Linked DNA regions of Homo sapiens: regions 1 and 2 are each linked to region 3. Evidence: chromatin contacts called from ENCODE Hi-C or POLR2A ChIA-PET data. All regions are on one chromosome and are shown on one strand. Each heading gives the region's core, a stretch centred on a gene start or an enhancer-like site at or near the end of the contact. The rest is flanking DNA. Distances are from core to core; before and after follow the strand shown. Region 1 holds the start of TRIM75 (tripartite motif containing 75). Region 2 overlaps TMEM192 (transmembrane protein 192). Region 3 holds the start of FAM218A (family with sequence similarity 218 member A).

Evidence for each region. A loop is a pair of places that touch in the nucleus more often than their neighbours do. ChIA-PET counts read pairs that join two places held with the same protein, here RNA polymerase II (POLR2A). Pooled maps may share reads with other maps.
Region 1: a loop to region 3 is called in a map of dorsolateral prefrontal cortex, with 1.9 times the contacts of the local background. The contact joins the promoter of TRIM75 here to the promoter of FAM218A in region 3. A Hi-C loop is called at or near these places in 1 of 168 maps with a recorded cell type or tissue (dorsolateral prefrontal cortex). POLR2A ChIA-PET finds 5 or more read pairs at or near these places in 1 of 52 experiments (GM12878).
Region 2: a loop to region 3 is called in a map of colonic mucosa, with 2.4 times the contacts of the local background. The contact joins the enhancer-like site here to the promoter of FAM218A in region 3. A Hi-C loop is called at or near these places in 3 of 168 maps with a recorded cell type or tissue (Right ventricle myocardium inferior, colonic mucosa and naive thymus-derived CD4-positive, alpha-beta T cell), 1 of 37 single-sample maps with no recorded cell type and 8 of 50 pooled maps. POLR2A ChIA-PET finds 5 or more read pairs at or near these places in 2 of 52 experiments (MCF 10A and activated T-cell).

What each region holds. Positions count from the first base shown.
Region 1 is chr4:165,051,756-165,055,484 of GRCh38, reverse strand. It overlaps TRIM75 (tripartite motif containing 75), which reads right to left and starts at 1,619. Exons shown (of 2, transcript NM_001396070.1): 1 at 1,537-1,619.
Region 2 is chr4:165,077,050-165,081,202 of GRCh38, reverse strand. TMEM192 (transmembrane protein 192) reads left to right here. Exons shown (of 6, transcript NM_001100389.2): 6 at 1,407-4,153. The coding sequence ends at 1,545. Among named protein-coding and RNA genes, the nearest start is that of TRIM75, 25 kb to the right of the region's middle. Within about 2 kb of position 1,567, at least 2 of the 41 ENCODE cell types and tissues checked have a DNase peak (open chromatin) inside an H3K27ac peak, as active enhancers do.
Region 3 is chr4:164,954,971-164,958,631 of GRCh38, reverse strand. It overlaps FAM218A (family with sequence similarity 218 member A), which reads right to left and starts at 1,684. Exons shown (of 1, transcript NR_160935.1): 1 at 1-1,684. It also overlaps a transcript of TRIM61 not described here. RefSeq lists enhancers at 1,425-1,584, 1,885-1,934.

The sequences.
Region 1 (3,729 bases), core at 370-2,869, 97 kb before region 3:
TGGAGAAACCCTGTCTCTACTAAAAATACAAAACTAGCCCGGCATGGTGGTACATGCCTGTAATCCCAGCTACTCGGGAGGCTGAGGCAGGGGAATCACTTGAACCTGGGACATGGAGGTTGCGGTGAGCCAGGATCGTGCCACTGCACTCCAGCCTGGGCAACAAGAGTGAAACTCCATCGCAAAAAAAAAAAAAAAAAAGTAGTTATCTTACCAGGCACAGTGGCTCACGCGTGTAACATTAGTGCTTTGGGAGGCAGAACTGGGAGGATCGCTTGAGCCCAAGGAATTCAAGACCAGATCTGGGCAGAGTGAGACCCCATTTCTACAAAAAAAAATTTTTTTTTAATGGTTGAGTTTGATTCCTGGTGTTCCCTTATTAACTGTGTGGCCTTGGGGGAGCTACTTAACCCCTCCTGGCCTTAGTCTGTCCTTTGTAAGCAAGCAATAGTGGTTAAATAAAGGGAGATCAAGTCCATAAACAGCCTGATGGGGACCTCAGGGCCTCGGATCAGGGCTCTAACCCTCCACCCCACCCCCAACTCTATACACAAACCATCCCTCACTGCTACATCCTGGAAGGTAATTCCACACTCGCCATCAGACCAGCATTTCTGGGAATGTTCCCAGACAGATATCAGTCACCTCATTTTCTGACTCCTTAGGACAGGGTGGGCTCTCAGCTTAACTTTTTTTAGTAAGCATTTCGGTGACTTAGGACAAAACTAGTAAATAAATCAGGAACCATAATAAATAAATGGCGTGCGTTTTAAAATAACCTTATGCCGCAGGCGCGGTAGTTCATGCCTGCAATCCCAGCACTTTGGGAGGCCGAGGCAGGCGGAACACTTGAGATCAGGGGTTCGAGACCAACCTGGCCAACACGGTGAGACTAAAAATACAAAAATACTAAAAATGGGCCAGGCACGGTGGCTCACACCTATAATCCCAGCACTTTGGGAGGCCACGGCGGGTGGATCACGAGGTCAGAAGATCGAGACCATACTGGCCAACATGGTGAAACCCTGTTTCTACTGAAAATACAAAAAATTAGCTGGGCATGGTGGCACATGCCTGTAGTCCCAGCTACTGGGGAGGCTGAGGCAGGAGAATCACTTGAACCTGGGAGGCGGAGGTTGCAATGAGTCAAGATAGCCACTGCACTCCAGCCTGGGCAACAGAGCAAGACTCTGTCTCAAAAAAAAAAAAAAAAAAAAATACACAAATTATCCTGACTGGTGGAGAGTGCCTGTAATTCCAGCTACTTGGAAGGCACAGGCAGGAGAATTGCTTGACCCCAGGAGGCAGAGGTTGTAGTTAGCCAAGATCACCCCAGTGCACTCCAGCCTGGGTCACAGAGCGTGATTGCGTCTCAAAAAAATAAATGAAAATAAAAACATTAAATAACCTGATGCCGAATTCAGGTTCCCTTGTGAGGTGCAAGCTCCCTCTAGGCACAGAGCAGGTGCTCAAGAGGTCACGGGTTTCACTACACTCCAGCCTCCCGCACCCACGGAATGTCACTTCCCAGCTTACCTGGAGCAGGGGGAGCTCTGCGGCGGTCCTTTATCCGTGCAAAAGGCCACACACTAGATACTAACTAAACACACATGGAAAGTGCAGCTGTGAGGACTCCACCCAGCTAAGACCAGCTTCCACCTGGAAGTGGGAGGGGTAGGGGCAAGAGAGGGTGGGGGAGGCTTCCTCCCTGTAAGCACTTAAGTGTCCTTGGCCTTGATCTAAGAACTTTGGAGTCTTTTTTGTAATAACTGAATAGGGCAGGTTTGCATTTGCTCATGCAAATAACCAGAGCCCACCTTATTTAGATGAGTGAAAAGGAACAGAGAAGTTGAGAAAGACTAAAGGAGATTTCAACCCAGAGCCTGCAACTGGGCTACCTGCTGAAAGATATCCCTTACAAGCCTGAGCAACATGGTGAAACCCTGTCTCTGTGGAAAATACAAAAAATTAGCTGGGTGTGGCGGCAGGCACCTGTAATCCCAGTTATTTGGGAGGCTGAGGCAGGGAGAATTGCTTGAACCCAGGAGGCAGAGGTTGCAGTGAGCCGAGATGGCGCCACTGCACTCCAGCCTGGGCGACAGAGTGAGACTGTCTCAAAAGCAAAACAAAACAAAACAAAACAGGAATCTTGATTTCTCCTGAACTCTGAAGCCAGAAACCTGGCCGTCTCCCAGTCTTCTCCACCTCAATCAATGGAATCTTTGTTCACCTAATATTTGAAGCAGAAAATCAAGAAGACATCTCTGATTTCCCTCATTTCTTTTGCTCCCTACAAATCCACCATCAAGTCCTGGTGTCCTGCCCCACACTGTGTCCCTGAGCTCTGACACACCCTCCTTGGGGACACCTGGGAACCCTCACCTGGTTAGCTGACCCTGGCTGTCCTCCCTCATCCCCCGCCCCTCAGAATCCAGTGCTGTCACCTGGGATGCTAATCTGGGGGCTGTGTTTGGCTTCATGTGTGTCCTGTGAAAGCAGAAGACAGATTGACAACACTGGCCATACACAGATCCTCAAGAAGCCATGAGTCCTAAGGGGCAGGCAGAGAAAGAGTCATCTGTCCAAGAGACCAAAGAGACTGAGGGGCAGCTGTCCGGGGCCCACAGCAGGGTCCCGCTCCTAGGGGATCAGGACAACTGTAAAGGGACTGATAAAAATGCGTGGGAGCATTTCAGAGGAGTATCAGGGGCAAAGGCCAGAGTGGCTCTAATGGGAGACAAGAGATAAACACTCATTATAATTCCCAAAGGTAATCAGCCCAGAGCCTGAAGTCAAAGTAAAAGAACAGATTATTTGGATTAATTTACATTTCTGAGGGTAAGTGATCCTTTCTCAATTCTGTCCCTCCCACCCATTAGCTGATTCCATTTGGTTTTGGCCCCACCATATGATTATAAAGGAAATAATCAAAATATAGCAATTTTTCCTCCAAAGGAGTTTTAATGCCAAAATGAGTGAGAGTTCTGTCTTAAAAATGAAACTGAGTGGCCAGGCATGGTGGCTAACGCCTGTAATCCCAGCACTTTGGGAGGCTGAGGGGGGGCGGATTGCCTGAGCTCAGGAGTTCAAGACCAGCCTGGGCAACACAGCGAAACCCCGTCTCTACTAAAAATACAGAAAATTAGCTGGGCATGGTGGTGCACGCCCATAATCCCAGCTACTCAGGAGGCTGAGACAGGAGAATCCTGGGAGGCGGAGGTTGCAGTGAGCTGAGATCATGCCACTGCACTCCAGCCTGGGCGACAGAGTGAGACTCTATCTCAAAAACAAACAAACAAAAAAGTGAAACTGAATGTTTTCAATCCTCTAAACTATAATAGAGTTTTAATATAGTATATTTTAAATGTTTAATATTTTCTGGGAAAAGAACAAATAAATAGAGATGAAGACCATCAGAGGATTGTAGAGTGCTGTCTTCTGGTTGTCTCTTGACATACTCCCTGTGTGCTCTCAGACACACCCCGGGGACTTACACTACCATTTGTCTGTAGAGGAGACCCAAGCCTATATCTCATCAATAGATTACTAATATCTTTCCCAATTCTAAATGATTTCAGTCATGCTGTGCCATTTATTAGCTCCTCAACCTTGAACAAGTAATTTATAATCTCCTTGAATTTTATTTTTCTCACCTGTAATATGAGGACGTGTGTGCATATATATTTGATCACAGTTGGCCCCTGGCATTGCTTATTAGTATTAAGAAAA
Region 2 (4,153 bases), core at 318-2,817, 120 kb before region 3:
AAGTGCTAAATGTTTGTTGTTGTGTTAACCTCTGAAGACCAGAGAGTTTAGGTAACTTATTAAGTTCACACAGTCTGTGGGTGACAAAGTCAGGATTAGAATTCAGATAGTCTTTTTCCGAATATACTTATAAATAATAGCATATTCAAAGTTTTTTTCATGTTATGCTTATAAATAATGTGGTTATTGGCTGGGCGCGGTGGCTCACACCTGTAATCCCAGCACTTTGGGAAGCTGAGGCGGGCAGATCACCTGAGGTCAGGAGTTTGAAACCAGCCTGGCCAACATGGTAAAACCCTGTCTCTACTAAAAATACAAAAATTAGCTGGGCATGGTGGCAGGCGCCTGTAATCTCAGCTACTTGGGAGGCTGAGGCAGGAGAATCGCTTAAACCCAGGAGGTGCAGGTTGCAGTGAGCAGAGATCATGCCACTGCACTCCAGCCTGGGCAACAGAGCTAGACTCTGTCTCAAAAAATAATAATAATAGTAATGTGGTTACATAGCCCATTCCTGTAACCACATTATTTATAAGCATAACTATTTATTTCTAAGAATAAATCTTTTTTGTTCACATGGGACCATTCCCATGTGATATTTTTCATGCTGAATTTCTCACTTACCATCCCTTGAAATAGTTCCCTTTTAGCACATATAGAATATCTGAGTAAAACACATCCAATAACATTTTATTTCTTGAATAGGCAATTTTTAGTCAACATTAAAATTCATCTGGCATATTATTGTCATTATCATTATCATCATCACTATTCCTAGTACTAATATCTTAAATTAGTGGAAGGAAATTAAAAACACTTTATAGCTATTACTTCTGAGCAGTGAGACCGAAGTGGGTTGGGGCAGTAGTGTAGGAAGGAGTTAGATTTTTTTTGTTTGTTTTATATACTTATATAATATTTTTATTTGTGTCAGGTGCAAAAAGATACATTTTTGTGGTATGGGAGAAAAAAGGAGAAATGCAAAAATAAACAAATGCCATACATTTAAAAAATTGTTTCCCATGGTCAGAGTAGTCTATTTTAATCGTCATCTGATTATTGAATGAATTTTGCCTTTATTTATCTTTAAACGCCATTTAAGTTGATTACTTATACTCAATTATCTTACTCTAACAAATTAGGATCCTTCTTAAATAAAGCAATGATGGCCTTTTTTAAAACATAGAGGTGTGAAAGTTTATAGCATTTTAAATTTATTTCAAGAGTAGAAGTTACTAAAATGATTTATGAAAATAATCTTATTTGGCAATATTACCCTGGCTTCTGACATCTAAGAAAAGGTGGCAAATACAATATGCTTTACTAAAAACTAGTAGGTACTCATTTGCAAAGACACTAATGAGTATTGGTGAATATGTGTAACCCATTTATATCTTGATTACTTGCAGAACTATTTCAAGCCTAGAAGAAATTGTTGAAAAGCAAGGAGACACCATTGAATACCTGAAGCGACACAATGCGCTGCTGAGTAAGCGATTGTTGGCTCTCACTTCCTCAGACCTGGGCTGTCAGCCAAGTAGAACGTGAGAGGCTCACGGTCATGACAGCAATTGCAGAGGAACCCAGAGTAATTGAGACTGACTGACCACCTGACAAGCTGCCACGGGGAACTGCAGCTTTTGCTGAATAGCATTTTACAGTGTTTGTTGGAAACCTGAATTTGGTTCTGACTTCTGTGGCTGTTTAAAATATAGGGCTTGTGGGTCACTTGAAAAGTACCTGTAGAAGCCCGGATAACTTGAGGGGAATGTCTGTTTGTACTTTTGGAAATTATTTAACTGCTTGGTTTATCCTAGGATCAGAGGCTAAACAACTCCATAGTCAACACTTTTCCACCTGACATTAGAACCCTGTAATGATTTCATTATGGATAGGGGAAGTCTAACAAGACAATCGATTTTAAACAGGGTTTTAATCAAATAAGTTCTTCCCACTTTTAAGCTGATGAAAGAAGTCATTATTTCTTGTGAATATTTTTTCCTGGAGAGCCTTATCATGTATTTTATATGCTTATGTGGTGTTGGATGACATCATGGACCATATAGCTTTTATAGAGAATTTTTCTCACCATAGGACTGAGGTCTCACCAGGTGATCTACTATGCAAATTCCTACAGTTTTCTATTCTTAAGAAATAAGGGCTGGGCACGGCGGATCATGAGGTCAGGAAATTGAGACCATCCTGGCTAACACGGTGAAACCCTGTCTCTACTAAAAATACAAAAAAAATTAGCCGAGCATGGTGGCGGGCACCTGTAGTCCCAGCCACCTGGGAGGCTGAGGCAGGAGAATGGTGTGGACCCAGGAGGCGGAGCTTGCAGTGAGCCGAGATCACGCCACTGCACTCCAGCCTGGGCGACAGAGCGAGACTCCGTCTCAAAAAAACAAAAAAGAAAAAGAAAAGAAATAAGATATGATGATTGATTACTTGGACCAGTGTTAGACCGACCTGTGTTAGACGAACCTGTGTTGCCTATTATATTGGCAGCACCTTCCATTAGCAATAGCTGAAAAATTCAGAGAAGAATTTAGAACTTTCACTTTATTTTTGCCATTCTTCAAGAAGTTGCTGTATATTTCAGTCTGGTTATACCTTCAATTGATCAATAACTTCAATTATAGGAAAGGCATCTTCTATAATTTTAAATTACTGTAAAAAAAAGATACCTTTTAAAGCCTTGGATTATACTTAAAAATTGTAATGGAAGAAATGCATATTAAGTTATATGCAGATATTAAACATATCTGATTCTGAAGATAAAACTGAAGTATTTTTCAGAGCAAATGGCATTATTTCTCCATTTTTCCTAGTATGCCCCTTTAATTTGTCAGTTTGCTGTTAGCACTGTTATATGCTGCCTTAGAAAGACTTTTGGTTGAAGGCTGAATATGAGGGGAGGGGATATTTATGACTGTGTTAATCTTTTTTGATCATTAGCTGAATATTCAATATTTGATATGTAACCATATAGGGATGTGTTCGATATAACTATATAGGCAAGGGATATATTGATTTGGCCACATCTATTTGACTTATGGAGGGCAAATACCTGTTTCTTTTAGATACAGCCATTGCCGGGGCATTCTAAAAGTTTTCTACTAAGATAAAGATGATTGTGTATGGCTGGGAGCAGTTGCTCATGCCTGTAATCTTAGTACTTTGGGAGGCTGAGGCAGGAGGATCACTCAAGGCCAGGAGTTTGAGACCAGCCTGGGCAACAATGAGACACTGTCTCTCAAAAAAAAAAAAAAAAGATCGTGTGTCACCTGCACACAACATTCACAAACTAAAGCCAAATTGTATTTTTAAAATTTCCTTTCTCCCTTCCGTTTTTTTTTGTTTTTTGGGGGTTTTTTTTTTTGTTGTTGTTTTTGAGACAGAGTCTCACCCTGTCGCCCAGGCTGGAGTGCAATGGCGCCTTTCTTTCTTTCTTTTTTTTTCAGACGGAGTCTCGCTCTGTTGCCCAGGCTGGAGCGCAGTAGCATGATCTCGGCTCACTGCAACCTCCGCCTCCCGGGATTAAGAAATTCTCCTACCTCAGCCTGCTGAGTAGCTGGGATTACAGGCACATGCCACCATGCCTGGCTAATTTTTGTATTTTTAGTACAGGCGGGGTTTCACCATGCTGGCCAGGCTGGTCTCAAACTCCTGACCTTTTGATCCGCCCTCCTTGGCCTCCCAAAGTGTTGGGATTACAGGCATGAGCCACTGTGCCCGGCCTTCCTTTCTTTTTAATAAGTGTATGTATCTCAAAGCCATTGCCTTCTCTAGAAATCTGTTTCTCTGTTCTGGAAGAGCCTATAAACTTTGCCTTCAGTTGTTTTTCTTTTCAAAAGGGAACACCAGTGGTAGATGATTAACTCTTATTTATTTTTAAAATTTAATTTGGATCTATAGTCAGTATCTGAGATTTATAGGATGAACTTTGGTTTACAAGGAACAGTGTAGTTAAAAAGTTAGGGTGCCTATGTTCTTATGTAATCATCAACATGTTTGTTGTATAATCATCAACATTTTTCTGAATGCAATGATGAACATTTCAAACAATAAATGAAAATGAAACTAAGTATCAGAAGTAGCAAAACAGCTGATGCAGTGGCTTACGCCTGTAATCCCAGCACTTCGGGAGGCTGAG
Region 3 (3,661 bases), core at 435-2,934:
TACATCTCTGAAGAGTAGGCATTTCTAATACTGTTTTATTGATAGTTGCTAAAATAATGAAAGAAAAAAACTTTCTTCTGCTTGTAAGTGGCAGACAATTCAGAATTGAAGAGCTCCTCTCCTAAATAATACAAAATAGCTTTCAAATAATTCATCCTTCATAATCTATTACTGTACAGGTTATAAGAGGTTAGAAATCATACCCAGTGTGAAACACAGCCTAAGTAGTTTCATAAAAATATCACTTGAAGAAAAGATTTCAGACCTGGCATTCAAGTCATAAGATTAAACCTCATCCCCTTCATTGTCCAGAACAAATCCTAACATTACTGGGTCTTACTTTTAATAGAACGATTGCCACTCTATGTAGTGTAATTACTTTGGCAAAGTTATTACATTTCTATAGCTGAAAACTAAAGCATGAATCCTATTGTGATGGCGTCTTTTTCCATCTCCTGGGAAGACAATTCTAACAAACAACTCTATTATATCTATCCAGTTTGATTTTGTCCTCTTTCTCTTCCTCCTGGTAATAACAGCCTTAATCTTTTTTGGATCATGAGTTTTTGTGGTGTCTTTCCAAATCGCACTGTATTCTATCTTTAGAGATACAAGATTATGACTTGCTGTTTCAGAATCTAGAGTCAGATCTATGTAAAATGAATTAAGAATGTTTTGTCGACCATAATGTTGTGGCAGAAGTCTAGAATCATCATCCCTTGTTAAAATGGAAAAGCTCATAAAGTTTTTGTCTTAATACCTGTTATTGATACATACCCTTATATCAGTTACTAATTATTTGAGTGAATAGTTTACTCTGCTATCTCACTTATTAGAGCTTTAAATAAGAAAATATGGTCTGAAAGTTTTGTTTTCATCTAGTGTGCGTATCATATCCTATTCTTTATATTTTCAGGTTTTCAGAACTGCATCTTATTCATTTTCCGAATAAAGCACAAAGTGCTCAAAATCAGAGTTTAATCTCTTCCTCTAATATTCGACTATCTTCGGTAGCATTCATGTATTTTTAGTTAACATAACGATTGGTTTAGTTTTGGCTTATTTAAAGCATTTTACACTTGCTGTTTCAGATGTCAGATGTCCCCTGTGAGCTTCTTCCTTGAGGCAGCCTGCTCTATAGGACAGGTGAGCCCAGCGGGAGCCAGCCCACTGCAGACCCAAACCCTCTAGTCCTTGTCACAAAAAGAGGCTGGGACCTGATGGTGGTTCTCTTCCTGACTTTTCCTGGTGGTCCTTCTGACTTGGAGTGGCCTGGCAATTTCGGTGGCGTGACAGCCGGAATGCTGCCACTAAAATTCCTCTCTGGGCACCATGAGCGGCTGACAGGGCACGCGGAGAAAACGATTCGCTTCTCCCAGGATTGGTGGAGCGACCGCTGTTGGACGAATGTGGTCGTCCCTGGATGTCTGAGCAAAGAGACACTGCCATGGCGGCCGCCGGTCAGCGTATAAGGTCTGTTAGGGAGACCCGAAGCCCTGCACCAGGAACGCAGTTTGGCTCGCCCAGCCCACCCTGCAGGGCTGGCTCTCCAGGCGCTGGGTCCGGGGAGAAGAGGACAGCTGCCCCGCCGCACCGCGCATCCTTCCATCCACTGTGGTACATGGCGCTGCCCCGGTCTCCAACGTCGCGCCACACCTTCACGGTCTCACCCGGAAGTCGAAGCCCAGAGACGGTGCCGGCCGCACCCAATCACTGCTCTGCCGCTCCGACTTCCGCTACGGACTCGCCCAGCCTCCTGGGAGAAACGCTGCAGTGCTTGGGGTGCTGAAGCCCCTTGAGAGCCTTGTGTTCTGTGAGAAAGTTGCATTCTGAAGGAACCTCAGCTGTTTGCTTTGCTCTTCTGCCACCCAACCCTACCTGTGCCAGACTGAGGGCTCTCCCTGCCCCGCCTTAACAGAAGAGAATTCCAGTTGCTGTTTTAATTTATTGAATCTTATTTATAACTGGTTGGAGAAAAATATGGTTATAATTCCCACTGAACAGCTTATTAAAAGTTACAGTAACACTATGATAATTGAGATATTGTCTTTTAGGGAATAAATAATGAAATTATAAGATGAAATATACAGATGAAATTATAAGATGTCTGGGAATTTACTCCATTGGCAGGAGAAGTTGCTGGGGTTATAAAGATTGTTAATTCAAATGATAGAAATTGGTTTCTTTTTATGTGTACGTTCTTCATAATGTTCTCTCTACTATTATGGATGTATGAAATACTCCACAATTTAAAAGCTTCCTTTTATACCCGGCATGGAAGCTCATGCCTGTAATCCCAGCACTTTGGTAGGCTGAGGTGGGCGGATCACATGAGCTCTGGAGTTTGAGACCAGCCAGGCCAACATGGTGAAACCCTGTCTGTACAAAAAATACAAAAATTAGCCGGACATGTTGGCCCGCCCCTGTGGTCCCAGCTACTCCGGAGGCTGAGGTGGGAGAATCGCTTGAACCTGGGGAGTTGAGGTTGCAGTGAGCCAGGATGGCGCCACTGCACCTCAGTCTGGACGACAGAACGAGAGCTTGTCTCAAAAAAATAAATAAACGAAAGATTTATTTCAAAAGGCTAATCATGTTTCAGCGTTATCAATGCCTCGTTCCAGAAAAGCTCATTTCTCTTACTCTTTTCTTTGAGCCGCCTCCCCGTTTTCAGTCCGCCTCAGGGCTCTCAGATTCTGTCTCCTTTGTCTTCCTCCTCACAGTTGTCCCTAATCTTAATCGATTTTCCATCCTCTACCAATTTCCTGTCTACACCCTCTTTAATCTCATAAAACTGCCAAATTAGTTTAAATCGGGATTGAGGAAAGAGCGAGACTAGGCATTGTGCTTCCATCTGGGTGTGTGTGTCTTGTGTGTGGATCCCAGGCCTGGTCTCAGATTACCTGAGTCATCTGGGGCTGGTCCCTGATATCCTCTCTTCATCCTTTTGTGGTCACATGAAGACAAGGAAAATCAACCTCAATTTCCCTTTAAGTTTTCTGTAAATATAAACACCAATAAAGACATATCTTCTGGAAAACTTGTTTTTTTTTTTTTTTTTTTTTTGAGACTGAATCTCTCTTAGTCACCCAGGCTGGACTGCAGTGGCAAGTTCGTAGCTCACTGTAGCCTCAAACTCTTGACCTCAAGCAATCTTCCTGCCTGGGCCTCCCACACTACTCGGGTTGCAGTCTTGAGCCATTGAGCTCAGCCTGGAAAAAATTTTTTAAAACATAGGATTTGGTGTGGCACAGAACTCAATATATTCCAAGAATGGTTTGTGTTTCTGATTCTTCTGTTGACTGTTTAATGGTAGATATGCTGATTATGCAGAACAGTTCAGACATAATTAGATGTAATTAGGGCAAACCAGCATGAGGCCCCTTATGAGAAGTCCAAATCTGTGATTGTCATACAACATACAAAAGAACTGTCTCATATACGATGTCAGAGTAAAGAGTGAACCAAATAGGTTATGTGTAGGACATGTGTATACTACTATAATACCATAATAATTTTTTTTTTTTTTTTTTTTGAGATGGAGTCTCCTTCTGTCACCAGGCTGGAGTGCAGTTGCACGATCTCGGCTCACTTCAACCTCCGCCTCCCGGGATCAAGCGATTCTTCTGCCTCTGGCTCCTGAGTAGCTGGGACTACAGGTGCC